2 separate regions of the Homo sapiens genome follow, and region 1 is linked to region 2. A link is a loop called in an ENCODE intact Hi-C map of the cell type or tissue named here. Cell type or tissue: endothelial cell of umbilical vein. All regions are shown on one strand. Each heading gives the region's core, and the rest is flanking DNA. Links, peaks and the distances in the headings are about the cores only.

Evidence for each region. Hi-C counts contacts between places; a loop is a spot of excess contacts. Peaks named below come from ENCODE experiments on the same cell type or tissue, not always from the same donor. Only the 100,000 strongest peaks of a DNase experiment are listed, where the experiment ranks them.
Region 1: it touches region 2 in a loop (5-fold over the local background); 75 of 110 quality-filtered maps call a loop at or near these places.

Annotation. Positions count from the first base shown.
Region 1 is chr14:90,408,133-90,411,041 of GRCh38, reverse strand. It overlaps CALM1 (calmodulin 1), which reads right to left. Exons shown (of 6, transcript NM_006888.6): 6 at 2,774-2,909. Among named protein-coding and RNA genes, the nearest start is that of CALM1, 13 kb to the right of the region's middle. In endothelial cell of umbilical vein, for the core only: no CTCF peak of the experiment used is centred there; a DNase peak (open chromatin) is centred at 1,571; H3K27ac peaks cover 2,323 bases.
Region 2 is chr14:90,517,240-90,520,148 of GRCh38, reverse strand. No RefSeq gene overlaps it. Among named protein-coding and RNA genes, the nearest start is that of LINC00642, 63 kb to the right of the region's middle. RefSeq lists enhancers at 758-1,492, 1,493-2,227. In endothelial cell of umbilical vein, for the core only: a CTCF peak has its summit at 1,054 (motif pointing right); a DNase peak (open chromatin) is centred at 1,058.

The DNA of each region.
Region 1 (2,909 bases), core at 147-2,646, 110 kb after region 2:
AGCAGGGTGTGGTGGTGAGCGCCTGTAGTCCCAGCTACTCGGGAGGCTGAGGCAGGAGAATGGTGTGAACCTGGGAGGCGGAGCTTGCAGTGAGTGGAGATCAGGCCACTGCACTCCAGCCTGAGCGACAGAGCAAGACTCCATCTCAAAAAAATAAAAATAAAAATGGGAATGGGCTGTTAATTAACTTCTTGTCATTGAAAGGGAGAAAGCCCAAGTTCTGCCTTGTGGAAACAGGATTAGATGTCCAGTGTTAGAAGTATTCCAAGTTTGAGAATCACCAGATATGGATACCTGCACTCAGAGGAAGTTTTACCTATATGACCTGTTCCTTTTAACTAAGATATGATTTTATAATTACTTTTTTACTTATTTTCCATTTTTAAAACAATCTATCTCAAATCTTGATTCTGATATGTCTATGCAGGAAAAAATCTATCTTTTGCTAAAAAATGCAGTAACTTAAAAAAAATCACAACTTGAAGGGTATACAAAGACTCAAAATGAAAAATCAGTTTAAAAGCAAACATGCTTACATACAGCCAGGATCTAAAGATCTTGTTGTAACAAAATGTTCAAATAATTATATTGCTAGAGGAAACTCTGGATTTTCCTTTTAGCCTTTGTAAAACTGAAAATAAAACTAAGATATGATATTGAAAAGACTATCTGGGGCTGGGTACAGTGACTCATGCCTATAATCCCAGCACTTTGGGAGGCCAAGGCGGACAGATGACCTGAGGTCAGGAGTTCAAAACCAGCCTCGCCAACATAGTGAAACTCCGTCTCTATTAAAAATACAAAAATTAGCCAGACGTGGTGGTGTGCGCCTGTAGTCCCAGCTACTCAGGAGGCTGAGGCAGGAGAATTGCTTGAACCCAGGAGGCGAAGGTTGCAGTGAGCCAAGATCACACCACTGCACTCCAGCCTGAGTGACAGAGCAAGACTCTGTCTCAAAAAAAAAAAAAAAAAAAAAAAAAAATTATCTGAGCCAAGGCACAGTGGCTCACACTTGTAATCCCAACACTTTGGGAGGCCAAGGTGGGAGGATTTGTTGAGCCCAGGAGTTTGAGACCAGCCTAAGCAACATGTGAAACCGCGTCTGCATAAAAAAATTTAAAAATTAGCTGAGCACAGCAGCACATCCCTGTAGTCCCAGCTACTGGGGGGGCTGAGGTGGGAGGATCATTTGAACCTGGGAGGTGGAGGCTGCAGTGAGCTGTGATTGTGCCACTGCACTCCAGCCTGAGTGAGAATGAGACCCCACCTCAAAAGAGAAAAAAAAAACCCCACAATCTGAATGTGTCAATTCACACTCATTCCTAAGGTTCCTGACACAAAGAACATAATTCTCATGAGGAAAACTGCCACTTGATTTAATCAGAGTTCAGGGGCTTTAATGGGAGTTCTGGTCCATGAGCTAACTCCTCCCACTCCTTGGCAGAGAGTTGAGGGCAGTGGGAGAGAAGCACCAAGCTATAAAAAGCTTTATGTTTTATTTCCTTCTAAGGCATCCTGAGTCATTGGGTGCTCCAGCCCCCCAGTGCCCGGGAAAGTTCAGCTTGAATCGGAAATGTGTGTGTGTTTTTCTAAACCGGAGCTGCTGAAAACCAGATGATGTCACTTGGACTGAATCCCTTACAGGCCCAGTGGTAGCCTCCTATTTCCGTCCTGGGAGAATGGAAGTCACTTAACAATCAGTTTCTCTGACCCAGGTTCCAATATTACATCACGTCTTAATAGCAAGCTTAACCTCCACTCCACCTCCAACATGAAGCTGGTGAGAATTTTTAAATCCCATTTGTCATCTCAAAGGACACAGCACTCCTACACAATTTTGCCTCCCATCCTTTAGGCTGCAATTTCATCTATCTAAACACAAAGTGATGCCAAACCAGGTCGGTCATAATCCTAGAAAGCCACAGGCAGAAGGTACCAAGTCCAATATGATCTTACCAAGGAGGATACCAAGGCCTGGGAAAGGTAAAGAACCTGCCTGAGGCTGGAGGGACAGAACCAAATCCAGAAGCCAGGTCTAAAGCCTCAGAGCAGAGGGCCGTCTCCACGGTGATGACCATGTCCTTATAGTCCCAGCTCCTATGTGCAGGAGGGGCTCTTTAAATGCTTTCTGGAGATGTGTCTCAAGCCTTCTGTCGAAAGCAGGGCCTTATCCCGCCCCGCTTTTCAGCCCTCTCACTCCTTCTGGGCAGAGTGGGAAACACACGAGGCAGCTGGAAAAGGCCTTTCTGGAAGCAAAGGGGGCAGAAGCAGGCAGCCTCTCCTGCTACATCTAAGAACCAGGGTCTGGGCCAGTGTTGACTAAGGGGAAGGCTTCAATGCCAAGGTCCTAAATTGTACTTGCATCCCACCCCACTTTCCTCAGCTGTCCCGCTCTTGACATGAACCAAGGTATCATCTTGGTTGTCATCTAAAATTCCCATCTTATTGAAAAAAATGTATTTCTTTATACAAGTCCTAAAGAGGCTTGGATTGGGGTTAAAAGGAAACTAATCCTTATGGTGTAAATTTTCCGCATAAAAAGCAAGCATGGACAAGTTAATAGGCTAAGAGAATAGGTTAAAATGTCAGCTATTAACACTCAAACTACTTAAAACTAGGGTAAGACGGTTGTGGGATGTGTCTACGGTTATTTCTGGCCCCTCACTCTCACAGTACTAGAGACCCAGTGAAATTACATCTGAGGGCAGGTCTATCTTGTTGAGAGCAAAAGGAATTGAAAGCTATGCAAGCTAGAAACCTACACAGTTCGCAGTTAGAGATGAAAGGCTGCAGAAATGTTTATTGAATACAGTGCCAGGTTTATAAATAAAACGTATTTACAATTTCCATAGAGTTGGTCCCCCATCAGAGAGGTGGTTAAATCTCCAAACAGTTTATCTCAAGATTTA
Region 2 (2,909 bases), core at 104-2,603:
TTCTGTGTGAGGCCACATGGTTCAAGTCTCAGCATCACCACTTCTTGGCTCTAAATGTGGGCGTTTCACTTACGCTCTCTAAGCCTCAGTTTCCCCATCTGCCAGGTGGAGCCAATACTCTTGTCCTACCTCTGGGTGATTGCGAGGTTAGCAATGCCAGCTGCCAGCTTGGACCCATGTAAGTCATTGTCCTCCCCGTTTAGTTAAGGAAACTGCATCTCAGCAAGGTCGAGGGAGTGGCCCCAGTGCCTGGGCCAAGTAACAGGACAGGACTTGAATCACATTTTGAACCAGAGGTCACCTGCACATCACACATCCATATTCACCCATATGTGCCCACACGAGTTAGCAACTCGTGCACACTCATAGATGCACGTGATTGTAATAATAGCCTCCATTGATGCGCATTTACCATAGGCTGGGCATTGTGCCAAGTGCTTTACCCATGCTCACACAGCACCTCACACCTCAGTGCTGCCCCGATGTGTTTGGCTGCAAGTAACAGAATTCAACAAAACCACAAATACAGCCATTGTTACTTCACAAGGACCCTGGGCATAGGCAGTTTCCGGGTGGCTTGGCTGCTTGGTGAGGTCATCAAGGACCCAGGTTCTTTCCCTCTCTCTGCCCACCATCCTCTGTGTTAACTTGGTGCCACATAGTTGCAGGATGGCTGCTGCAGCACCGGCCACCACGTCTGCACTCCAGCATGAAAGAAAGTGAGGGTGGACCTAAGAGAACTCTCCTTTCACACCCTTCCCTTTTGTTAAGAAGCAAAAGCTCTCCCAGAAGCACCCCCACAAAAAACTTTCCCTTACACTTCATTGCCTGAAATTGCGTCAATGGCCCCTAGCTGCAAAGGAGGCTGGGAAAGAAAGGGCCTGGCACAGGGGTACAGGGCCATCATCACTGACTTATGCAATGAAGCAAGACTTGTCCCTGGGGCTGGGCATTCTGCCGCCTTGAACAAAATCAACGTTCTGTTGGCCAGGAAGAGGAGGTGAAGGTGGATGAAAATGTCTACTGCTTGTGCCCTTCAGCACCATCCTTCATCCCTCCTCCAGGGGGCAGTGTGGGACAGAAGACACAGAAGGCACAGGGGTGTGAACGCCTGGCGGGGGATGAGGGGACCCCAAATTCCAGTGCAAACCCAGCCAGCAACAGGCCTGCTGCAGACAGCTTCCTGGAACAAGGCACGTACCTGGTTGTGCCCACCCCAGGCACCAGAATCCAGGTCACAACGGCACGTGTCCCCGAACCCAGACATCTAGTGCTGTGGTTCTTAACCTTTGTTTCTTCCTGCCATGACACATGGATGGGATGGGTGCATGCCCATGGCCGTCCTACCCTTCACCAGCCCTCACCAAAACATATCTGCCTGCGAGTGCCTGATGACGCTGTCATGGGGTAGCCTGGAGTCCCCTCTAACGAAAGACAACAGGAAGTCAGTAGCTCACCTTCCCCAGGCATCACATGGAGCCAGCCGGGAGTCCCTAGTGCGGGGAATGACTGCCTCATGGAGCATTTGTGAAGATGGGTTGTTGAGAAGGGCTTGCTGTCATGTTCCTTCTGGAGTGACATTAATCCGGCCTGCCCTTCAGTCAACACAGCTTGAGGACCAGCCCTGGCTGAGTGCTGAGGGCGGGGCTTGGCTGTCCGGGACCAACCACGGGTCTTTTTTGGGAGATGCGTCCCTGTTTGGATTTTATCTGAAAGCCCTCTATCCAGGGTCCTGTTGACGCCATGTGTGCCCTGTGGGCCTTGGTCCGGGTCATGCATTCTGGGGACGCTCTCCTGAGCTGGAGCACTAGCCACTGTGCACATGATGTTTGGGGTCCCTGACCCTGCAAAAGCTCCAAGCTCCCTGGAGCACCCTTCCTGCCTGCCCAGCCAGCAGTTTCTAGTGGAAGTTTATTTCCTTCTGCGCGCTCTGCGGTGCTGGCCGCCGGCCTAACGAGCACGGCTTCTTGCTTTATGTTAGGCCCTGCAGATCTCCGGCAGAAGCTGTCTCTGTCCCAGGCACTGGCAGAGGGAGGGGATGGAATCCCTTCCAGATCAGAGTCAGAGATGGAAGCAGAAGCCCCTCCAGACAGCGCATGGCCCCAGGACACTTGCTGGGGGAGCCCCAACAAATCTCGTACTTGGGCAGTGCAGGACTCAGCACCCTTTGGACAGATCTCCCGCCCACTGTCTCCCTAAACACTGAGAACTGAACTTCTTATAAATGCTTTTGGGTGTTAAGAATGGGGCTTGGGAAGGCTGTGATCACACCACCGCACTCCAGCCTGGGTGACAGAGCAAGGCCCTGTCTCGAAGAAAAAAAAAAGAGTGTGGCAGTAGATCCTGGTGGCCCTTCCCTTTGAGAGAGCGGGTGGCAGGGAGTGGCTGGGTGTGAAGGGTGCATGTGCCGCGATTCAAGGAGAGGGAGTCCCCACAGGTCCCCACATGGCTGTGTCAGCAGCTTTGGCTTCCAGCAAGTGGCGGGAGGGGAGGGCGTGTTTGTCTGAAAAGGTTACTAAAGGTTGTTTCACTCAAAGGATTTGGTTCTTTGCAACCTGGCCGCTTGGATCCCAGAGTTGGGCGAGGTGGGAGACACAGTGGGGTTTTCAGCTCATCTCCGCTCTGGGCGGGCTGGGGGCAGGGGCAGGGACTGGGTGTCCTCTCTGGCTGCAGCTGCACTCCTTGCAAGAAGGGAGGGGGTTCTGGTGAGGGAGGGCCAGAGCCCAGGTGTTCACACCTGCGTATGCTGAGCCTGTGTGGGGTGCTGGGGACATGGAGACCCTGTCCCTGAGGAGTGTTCAGCCCTGGAGAGGGGCTGATGGCCATGCAGGTCACCATGGAGCTGAAGTTCTCAAATGGGGGTAATTGTGTCTCCCAGGGACCATTTGGCAATGTCACAATTGCCAAGG